Regions from separate parts of the Homo sapiens genome. Here region 2 is linked to region 1. A link is an interaction called in ENCODE POLR2A ChIA-PET data of the cell type or tissue named here. Cell type or tissue: PC-9. All regions are shown on one strand. Each heading gives the region's core, and the rest is flanking DNA. Links, peaks and the distances in the headings are about the cores only. Region 1 overlaps TMEM87B (transmembrane protein 87B). Region 2 overlaps MERTK (MER proto-oncogene, tyrosine kinase).

Region 1 (5,235 bases), core at 1-5,000:
TGCAAGCTCCACCTCCCGAGTTCACGCCATTCTCCTGCCTCAGCCTCCCAAGTAGCTGGGACTACAGGTGCCCGCCACCACGCTCGGCTAATTTTTTGTATTTTTAGTAGAGACGAGGTTTCACTGTGTTAGCCAGGATGGTCTCGATCTCCTGACCTCATGATCCACCCGCCTTGGCCTCCCAAAGTGCTGAGATTATGGGTGCGAGCCATTGTGCCTGGCCTTTTAAAAATTCATTGAGGAGTACACTGATGTGTACTTTTCTGTGTTTATTATATTTCAACACATTTTAAAGAGAACTCCTTTAAAACTTTTACTAAAGACTTTCACTTCAGAATTTACAAAAGAACAAAAAATAAATTTAAATGCCTCATAATCTCACTAACCAAGGCTGACTGCTAGGTTTATTTTTGTTTTTGTTTTTGTTTTTTGAGACGGAGTCTCGCTCTTGTCCCCCAGTCTGGAGTGCAATGGCGTGATCTCGGCTCACTGCAACCTCTGCCTCCCGGGTTCAAGTGATTCTCCTGCCTCAACCTCCTGAGTGGCTGGGATTACAGGTGCGTACCACCACACCCAGCTAATTTTTTGTATTTTAAGTAGAGATGGGGTTTCACCATGTTGGCTAGGCTGGTCTCGAACTACTGACCTCAGGTGATCCACCTGCCTCATCCTCCCAAAGTGCTGGGATTACAGGCTGAGCCACCACGCCCAGCCAACTGCTGTTAATCATTTTAGAATCTAAGCTCCCACACTGGTAGGGAGAAAAGGCATAAAGGAGGAGTTAGTGTTGACATGTGTCAAATGCTGGTAAGTCAAGACTTTTGGTAAGAGGAACAGACCATTGGATTTAACAACATGGAAGTTACTGGTGACTTTGACTAGAGCTGTTTTGATGGGATGATGGATGCAAAGGTCTGACTGCAGTTGACAGAAGGAAGAGTGAGAGATAAATTGGAGGTAGCAGATATAAAAGAACCTTGCAAGGATATTGCCAAAATAAGTTGCAAGGAAATGGAACAATGGTATCAGTATCTTATCTTTTTTTTTGAGACGGAGTCTCGCTCTGTCGCCCAGGCTGGAGTGCAGTGGCGCAATCATGGCTCACTGCAAGCTCTGCCTCACGAGTTCAAGCAATTCTCATGCCTCAGCCACCCGAGTAGCTGGGACTACGGGCACATGCCACCACACCCGGCTAATTTTTTTATTTTTAGTAGAGATGGGGTTTCACCAGGCTGGTCTCAAACTCCTGACCACAGGTGATCCACCCACCTCAGTCTCCCAAGGTGCTGGGATTACAGGTGTGAGCCACCGCGCCCAGCCACGTATCTTACTTATTATGTACTACTATACACACAAACAAACTAAACCTAAAAATTTACAAGTTAACCACCTTTATCAAAATCCTGATAAAACAGTACTTCAGTTGATACTTGTATTCAGTGGGAATAAAATAAACTTTATTTTAACATGGCAAGTCAGATACCACCTTTATCAAAATTCCGATAAAACATTACTTCAGTTGATACTTGTATTCACTGGGAATAAAATAAACTTTAACATGGCAAGTCAGATACTCACATTCAAAGAGGGAAACACCTGTGAATCACTGTTGCAATCTAAGTTTTCATTTTTTGTTGTCCAACAGTTGTCATTCTTCAAATAATGACAAAAGTCTTCATCAACACTAAGTTTATGTTTTTGGAACAGCTCCTATATAAGGTAAAATTCTATGTTATAATTTATTCCCACACTTCTTATCCTAGAATATAAATAAAAGTTAATGTCTAAATAATACCAAAAGTATATTCAGTTTGAAATACCTGGAAATACGCAATAGAATAAAATACCAAATAAAAACTGTTTCGAATATAATTTTAATATAATTGAGATAATCATAACCTTTTAGCCATTCCAGTGTGTTCAGATACAGTAATACATAACACAAGCACACTTACAATAAGAAAACTGACTAAGATACTACAATGAAATAGTTCCCAGAGAAATAAAACATACTTTGTTCTGGGGCTACTTGTATTTTATCCCATGTGTAAGAGATTTTACAGAGAAAGAAAGTAGCATTCAACTACAAAAAAGAGAAAGCAAACAGTAAGATACAGCAAAGGTAGCTGAGTGCAGAGGAGACGCTCATTTACACAACTACCTGAGGTTCCTGGCATCCTTGAATGGATGAATGAACCAGGCTCCTTAATGGCAGCTCCCAGTCATCAAAAAAAGTGGAGTTGGCTCCCACAGACCAAATATGGGACAATATGAGCAAAATATATAAAAACAGTAATAGATTATAACCTATATAACAAAGTAAAAATCAACAAGTCCGACCTGATGACTGACAGATAAGACAGATTGATTAGGGGAGTAGAGAGAGTGCATCCTTATAGTAGAATGCTAACAAAGGAAGAAGAAAGTATGGAACTAGAAAATCACCATTCAGCAATCAGCACAGTAATGACTGACTCATCAGGCAAGAATCATGAAAGGATGCTAAAACAAGTGGCTGAAGGTTTGATGAAAACCACAACATATTTACATAGTTTCAAAAGTTTTTCCTCACAAGTTGTTGTTAATAACAAAGAGAAAAGTAGTAACTTTGGAATGGAAAAAATCTTGCAGATATGTCCTTGACCAACTGATCAAATTAACATCACCAAAAATGAGACAAATCAGTATTCTGTGGTATTCCTGCCAAAAATGTATAACTTGAATCTGATCATGAATAAACATCAGAAATATTCAAATTCAGGGGCATTTTGCAAAAATAAATGGTCTGTGCACTTCAAAACTATCAATGCCATGACACACCAAAAAGGGGGGAAATCCAGATTATCAGGAACTAAAAACAAAAACAAGGAAAGGAAATGAAATGCAAACCTGAATTGGTTCCGGTATGGGGTGTGGAGTGTGTGTGCAGGGGGAGCGGGGGCGCCTGCTCTAAAAGACAATATTGGGACACTGGTGAACTTTTTTTTTTTTTTTTTTTTTTTGAAGACAAGGTCTCACTGTCTCCCAGGCTGGAGTGCAGTGGTGCAATCACAGCACATTGCAACTTTAAACTCCTGGGCTCAAGGGATCCTCCGGCCTAAACCTCCCGAACAGCTGGGACTATAGGCACATGCCACTGTGTCTGGCTAATTTTTTAATTTTTTGTAGAGACAGGGTCTCACTTGTTGCCCAGGCTGGTCTTTAACTCCTGGGCTTAAGTGATCCTCTCGCCTCAGGTTCCCAAAGCGCAGGAATTACAGGTGTGACCCACCCTGCCCAGTTGCAAAATTTTAATAAGGTTTATATATAATAGCATTTTATCAGTGTTAAATTTGAATTCTATAATTATACTGTGAAAAAAATAAATGAATATCTCTGTTCTTAGGAAATTTACATTGAAGTATTTAGTGTGAAGGTGTAAAATATTTAGAGATGAAGCCAAAAAGGCAGTTCAAGGAAAATGGCATGGTTCAATCCAAATAGAAATATAATACTAATAACAATACAGAAAGCCAGCTATAATGGCTCACATCTATAATCCCAGAAACTCTGGAGGCTACCTGAGACAACCTGCCAGGAGGGTCACTTGAGTCCAGGAGTTCAGGGCTGGAGTGAGCCATGATCGCACCACTGCACTCCAGCCTGGGTGACAGAGAGAGATCTCATATGTATTTACATGCATATACATGTATAGGTATATGTACACATATATGTATATGTATAGATATATACATATATACATATATAATTTAAAAAGATATGGAAACCCATATATTATTCAAGGTAGAAGCCAAACAGGTAACAGAGAATCTGAAAAGGAAACAATCCCAAGCAACTATCACGAGAATCATCAAGAGAAACACCTTGCTGAGAGCCCAGTGCACATCCCAGGAGGAAGAAACCCAGGCTTCACAGCCAGGTGCAGGAAAAGCCTTGCTCAGCACAGCCACTTTCTCCTTCTCTCTCAGAATCCTCTGCCTTTCCCCAGATACCTCCTTTCTTCTCCTCACCTCTTTCTGCGATCTACTTGTGCTCACTAAATCTACTTGTACTCAATACAGTTCTAGTTTCCCTATAATTTTTTTAAAAAGTGAAATATTTAAACTTCTTTTGCAAATTAAGCATTTATTTGTATGTATGCGTCTTTATCAATGACTCCTACGTGCCTGAATTTAAACATTTACTAACATTTTTCATATCATACAAGGCAACTAAAAGCTCGTAGTATTCTCAGCATGTAACTTGGTTTATTGCCATAAGTCCCAAAATTAATCTGTAGCACTTCTAAAACTGTAATCTCTATTTCTAGCCTCCTCGCTTGATGAGCTAATCTTTATACCCATAATTTTCCTTCATAGCTTTATATACATTAAAAACTTGTGTTTTACTTACTTCCAGATTAGAATGCTCATTGTGACAGGTATGATACTTCAAATGCCACACTATGGTAAACTTCACAGGCCCAGAACAATGGAATGACTTAACTGTTTAGAAAAAGAAAGTCTTGTTTTACATGAATAATACATACACTCTAATATAAACTTAAGGTTTTGAGAATGCAATTAAAAATAGGCTACTTTAATGTAACAATGAGTAAAACATTAGCTAATTTCTCCAAAAAGTCACTGTAAAGTGAGACAGATAAATTCATTAAATTGTTACAGTTAACCAAAAGCTGCTGTAATACTGCTCATTTCACGTATAAGTCTAAAATTAAATAAACTGAGTGGCCTGATATGCTAAGTCACTGCTTATTTCACTCTCAAACATTTTTCTCACTCACATATTCATTCAAAATATACTGAGTGAGCCCCATCCTGTGTGCCATCCTGTGAGCTATGATGGTAAACAAGAACAATGCCTGTCTATGACTTAAGAGGTACTGGAGGAGTGAGTTTTAACAACTAAACAGGCACTCTCAGTAGTCCCAGAGGCTGAGAATAGTCAAGGGAGCACTGAGCAGGTCACCTATCATAGCCCAGGAGAGCATGAAGAATGGGTTCTGGGTAAGCTTGCTGGAGGAGGAGACCTGTAACTTGAAGGAAGAGCAGAAGTTAGCCTGGTGAAGAGAAGGGTGGACCAAACATGTAAATGCCCAGGGTGAGTGAAAGCACAGCATGAGTATGACCCCTGAAAATAGTCTGCTATGCTTAGAACACAGGCTGGGGAAAGGAGAAAGAGTTGAAGCTGGAGAAGAGTGCTGGGGAAAATTCATGAGGTCTTAGACCCTGCTGA
Region 2 (5,501 bases), core at 306-5,305, 81 kb after region 1:
CTTTTTTCACAGAAGATCCACTGACACTTTACGGGAATGAGGGTGGGTTGGGAAATACTAGTCCACACTTAATAAAAGACTGTCCCATTCATGGAGAGAAATTCTCCAGCTGGTTTAGATGGTGTAGCTGGGCCCACACATCAAATCCATAGTGCCACAAATGCCTACAAAGCAAGGTCAAGGCCCTGTGTTCAGACAGTACAAAGACGAGCAAGACCTGCCTCCAACTTCAAAGAGAACACATTGTATTTGTTCCTTATCTTTGGATTTTAAACTCTGATTTGGAAGGCAAGGAATCGCAAGAAAAATAGAACAAAAAAGGTAGGTATCATCGTTTGAGATATAATAAATATCCATTCAGTAAAGATCAAAGGATTCTTAGTCTGAAAGTGACATGACTGTTGCGGGAATGCAAAGCTACAAACCTGTCTTCTGTGTAGCTGCGATAAGCCAAGGAAAAACGACTGCCAAGAAAGTTCTGAAACTGCATGCACATGAAAAACCCCACCCTTAATTACAGTTATAATGAGAAATATCTTTCAAAAATATCCAACTGCTCTGTCCTGCATAAGGAAGTAGCTTTAGTATCAGTTATCTAAAAATGAAAATGAACGGATAATTTTGAGACAAGGTTTTGTCTAAGCTTTGCCCTTCTGAGATGAAGGAAATTGAAGGAAATCAAAGTGACAGATGCCAAGATCATCTTAAACTTCCTTTTGGGTGTGGGTTTCAGGGGACTCCCAGGGTCCACCTTTCTTCCATGTTCTTATTTGTCCCTAGTTTTGGATCATAAGCTTGAAACTTAGCTGCATCAGAGAATGTTTTCCAAAGTAAAGTGAGCCACTGTGTCTTTGTGGTCACAAGACTGTCATGATGCATAAAATATAGTGTAAAGCATAATAAATGATCTCACTGGGATGATCTGGCATCCCTAAGGAGGTAAGTGACTGGAAAGGTCACAGCCTTAACTGTGGCAGTTCTGTTCTCCCTGCAGAGGGGACCGTTCTGAACAAAGGGCAATGAGAATGCACAGCCTAGCTGAGTGCTAATGGCATTTAGTGCACAAGGCTCTCCAGCCACAGTCATTCATAAGGTTTTCATCATTGCTGCCCTTCAGAACGCCTCGGCTCAAGAGGCCCCCTTCAGAAAAGCAGCTTTCACCCAAGCCAGAAGTAGAAGGAGAAAGGATGACCTGCAGCTCTTTAAACAAACTGGCTTGTTTTTAGACAGCCTAAGTGTCTGCTGGTAATCACTATTTTCTGCCAAATAGAGAAAGATAAAATTCCTACTGAACCTTTATGCTTAGTATAGCTATACCAAGCATTCAGCATTGTGAACAAAAGCCCTTCTCTCAAAGAGGCATTTGATTCCTGCAACTCAGCCAATGGAGAAATGCAGTTAATCCAGAGGCACCTCGCACAAATGCCTTGGGGCAAAAGACAAAAGGAAAGGCTGCTTCTCTCGCAGCTGTGACTTTTAAGCAGGATTGCTACTTAAAATGAATTAATACCATGATCATTTACTATGAGGCAGAACAACACGGACTTCTAAGCCTTCTTTTTCTCTACTTCCATCACCTACTGCTTCCAACAGTCTGCTTCCTGATAGGTAAACTGAGGCAGGGAAATTAAAATAAATTTTAAGTGTCCTTTCAGAAAATGGCAGTTTTGATAAATGCTGGATGATATGTGGCTAAAAATGATTACAACAAAGCTTGAGCATCATCAGTGGATGCATCTGCTCACCCATTCACCCTGTTCATCTCTATATGCAGCATCTATATCTGATGCTCCATATAGATACCATGAAGAAGCTAAAATTTGGATCTATTATATGGTTTGGCTGTGTCCCCACCCAAACCTCATTTTGACTTGTAGTGCCATGGGAGGGTCCTGGTGGGAGGTAATTGAGTCATGGGGGCGGGGTTTTCCCGTGCTGTTCTCTTGACAGTGAGTCTCGTGAGATCCTATGGTTTTATAAAGGGGAGTTCCCCTGCACACTCTCTTGCCTGTCACCATGTAAGACGTGCCTTTGCTCCTTCTCTGCCTCCTGCCATGATTGTGAGGGCTCCCCAGCCATGTGGAACTGTGAGTCCATTAAACCTATTTTTCTTTATAATTACCTAGTCTCAGGTATGTCTTTATTAGCAGTGTGAAAACAGACTAATACAATCTGTCACTAGGGTTAGATTGATCAGGAATATGGCAACACAGAAGAAGCATGCTTTCCATGATCACAGTAAAGAAGAGACAGACTTGATAATGAAACCAGTGCATCTGCCCTTCCACGGATGTTCTGTGTCACAAAAGGAGGCAGCAATACCCCACTCTCTTCCTTTCCCAGGTGGGAAGGGAACCTGTCTAGAAGCTGCCCACCTAATCACACCCAGGCATCATCACCCAGCTGCCTTTCCTGCTGCTGTATTGGGTCCAGGGTTCACATCATAGCAGTGGTCTTTAGACTTCATAGAAATCAAAATCAAATGTCCCTCTGGGTTTGACTGGAGTCATGCCTAGCAAAGTCATTGGAAGGGCACTGGCTGGTACTTGGGGAGGAAGCCACTATTTCACACATAGATTCCCTTTGCCTTTTGTTTGCCACTGTGAAATGAAACCAGTACTTACACTAGAGAGTCTTCACTGAACTTGCCAGCTTTAGCAAAAATCTAAAGGATCTTGCCAGCTTTAGATTGATTATAAGGCAGGAATTACCTGACATATTGATGCTCCCCTACGATACCCCTACCCAGTTCCAAGCACACAGTGGTATTCCAAATAAACATTGTGGATGATTCTGATATACATTTTCAGGAAGCAAGAAAACCTCTGTAGCTGGCAGGAGCCTGCTGCTGAGTTGCCTGCTCAGTCTTGGAAGACCAGAGTGGAATGTGCTCAGCAAATATGCTCTGGTGGAAAGAAGGCAGGTTAGAAGGTTACTTATATCAGCAAACTCAATGTAATTATTCATGAAAGAAGAATCATCTAGGTCATCATCATGATCTGTAAGTCTCAAGTTGTGCTCCTGAGCTCATGCTTATCATTGGCTCCCCTGCTATCAACAAATTTCTACCTGCCTTGGCTTCACTTTCAGGGCCCTGCATTTTAGGGTCAGAACTCCTCAATCCAGCTTCATCTCACACCTCGCTCTCACAAAAGCGTTATGTTCCAGACCTTCAAGTGAGTCAGAATTTAAAGCTGCCACGTTGTGCCTTCTCTCATGTTATCTTTTCCCATCTGAGACTCCTCAAATTTCATCTGTCAAAATTACTCTAAGCTGCGATGGTTAATATTATGTGTCAACTTGACTGGGTGACAGAGGTGCCCAGCTATGTGGCTCAACATGATTTCTGGGTGTGTCTGTGAAGGTGTTTCCAGTGAGATTATTATTTGAAACAGGGGACTCATAATGCAGACTGCCCTCTTCAGTGTGGCTGGGCCTCATTCAATCCATGGAGGGCCTGACAAGAACAAAAGGTAAAGAAAGGAGGAATTCTCCCCTTTTCTTCTGCCTGAATGCTTGAGCTGAGACATCAGTACTCTCCTATCCTTGGACTGAGATCTACACCACTGCCCCTGTTTCTCAGGCCTTCAGACTCTGACTAAATTACACCACTGGCTCCTGGGTCTCCAGCTTCCAGATGGCAGATCGTGAGACTTCTCAGCCTCTGTAATTGCATGAGTCAATTTCTTATCATAAATCTCCTTCTATACATACATGTTCAATTAGCTGTTTCTCTAAAGAATCTTGACTAACACACAAGCCCAATTCAAGTACCACCTTTTCTGGGAGAGGCAGTCTGCCACAGGCTCCAAGCATCTTTGTTCATCCTTGCTGAGTGTGACAAACTGCAAGGCCTAACCATCCCCAACCCCGAGCCATGCTGGGGCTAGTCACGTGGGCAGTGAAGTAGGTCAAGGTGGCCACAGCATGACGACCGTGCAACTGCACAGAGGATCAGCTTGTTTGCTGTTCACTACACAGGGTGCTGAGCCCTTGACCCTAGTACCCTCAGGTGCACAATCCACCAAGTGGGTACATCACATTGCCCAATGGGACTTGGTGGAGCAGGGAACCTGTGCCACCTGGCTGATGCACCTGGTTGTGTTATGTAGTGTCAGACTGCATGTCCTGATCCAGTAATTCTGATGTCTAATTTCGGCTTGCCCGCAGCTGTGCCAGGCTGGCCAGAGAGCTTGCTCGGTCTCCTCCTTTGGTGTCTGCTTACTTCTTGCCATTCTCTATGAGGATGAGGTTATTCCCTTATCTTCTTCTTTTGCAAAGTCCCATGAAATTTCCAAAAGGCCATGAATTGCTGGACTGCTAAGCCCTGTAGCTCCCTGACCTAATGCTACAACTTGGGTATTCCACACTGTCATCCTATAAGAGCCTAAATTCCATGAGGGCAAAAGTCAGGTGATAACAGAGGATGAATTCTATGTCTATCTCATGAATAAGTAAAAGAATGAATGAATGAATGAGTAAGTGAGGAAAGTCCCAAAAGATACCTTAGAATTTTGTAACTGTTCAGTCACCTCTAATATTTACTATATTCTTTATGTTCCCCTGAAAGGTGCCTTGCCTAACTCAATCACACCAGGTCTTTTCAAAACCAAATGAAAGCTTCTAAAACTGAAGTAAACCAGCAAGTTGAAAGGAGATGACTAATCGTGCTCTTCTAGGGTTTAGACTTACGGAAATCCCTGCACTCTGCCACACGTGGGATATCCGGTAGCCCACCAGTTCTCCATCCTGCTGCTTAGTCGGAGGCTTCATCCATCTGATGTCCACATTATCACTAGATTCATTCAGAAACACAGTGACATTTAAAGGTGCTACTGATGGGGCTACAAAAGAAAAAAGGAGAGAAGAATGAAGAACCACAAAGCACACACAGATGTATTCTCATCTGGGTTTTCAAGTGTTTGGTTTTCAAATGCTCTATGAAAAGCACTCAAATGAGACCAAGACTTATAGCACATTTTCACCTTTTCAACTAAGATTTTCACTGAGATATCAGTGAGTTTTAAATAAGTGAGCCCTTTTAGGTTACTGAAGCCTAGAAATTCATTTCTTAAGTTGAAAATATCAGCCAGAACATAGTGAGACCCTTTCTACAAAACAAAACAAAAAACTAAAAAATTAGCTGACTACTTGGTGCACATCTGTAGTTCCAGTCCCTCAGGAGACAGGCAGGAGGATTCCTTGAGCCCAGGAGATTGAGGCTACAGTGAGACATGATCATACCACTGCACTTCAGCCTGGGCAGAAAAAGCAAGCAAGGAAGAAAAGAAGGAAAGAAAGAGAAAGAGAAAGAAAAGAAGAAAATGTTGGCCAGGTATGGTGGCTCATGCCTATAATCCCAGCACTTTGGGAGGCCAGAGGGAGAGGATTGCTTGAGGTCAGGAGTTTGAGACCAGCCTGGACAACATAGTGAGACTCCAATCACCACTAAAAATAAAAAATTAGCTGGGTGTGATGGCACAGGTGTGTAGTCCCAGCTA

The links. ChIA-PET counts read pairs that join two places held together with the same protein. Peaks named below come from ENCODE experiments on the same cell type or tissue, not always from the same donor. Only the 100,000 strongest peaks of a DNase experiment are listed, where the experiment ranks them.
Region 2: POLR2A ChIA-PET joins it to region 1 with 5 read pairs; 3 of 35 experiments call an interaction of 5 or more read pairs at or near these places.

Annotation. Positions count from the first base shown.
Region 1 is chr2:112,063,411-112,068,645 of GRCh38, reverse strand. TMEM87B (transmembrane protein 87B) reads right to left here. Exons shown (of 19, transcript NM_032824.3): 3 at 4,393-4,484; 4 at 1,579-1,710. Among named protein-coding and RNA genes, the nearest start is that of TMEM87B, 11 kb to the right of the region's middle. In PC-9, for the core only: no CTCF peak of the experiment used is centred there; a DNase peak (open chromatin) is centred at 2,525; H3K27ac peaks cover 1,749 bases.
Region 2 is chr2:111,982,185-111,987,685 of GRCh38, reverse strand. It overlaps MERTK (MER proto-oncogene, tyrosine kinase), which reads right to left. Exons shown (of 19, transcript NM_006343.3): 8 at 4,693-4,844. Among named protein-coding and RNA genes, the nearest start is that of TMEM87B, 70 kb to the left of the region's middle. RefSeq lists a silencer at 960-1,254. In PC-9, for the core only: no CTCF peak of the experiment used is centred there; DNase peaks (open chromatin) are centred at 3,285 and 3,705; H3K27ac peaks cover 1,387 bases.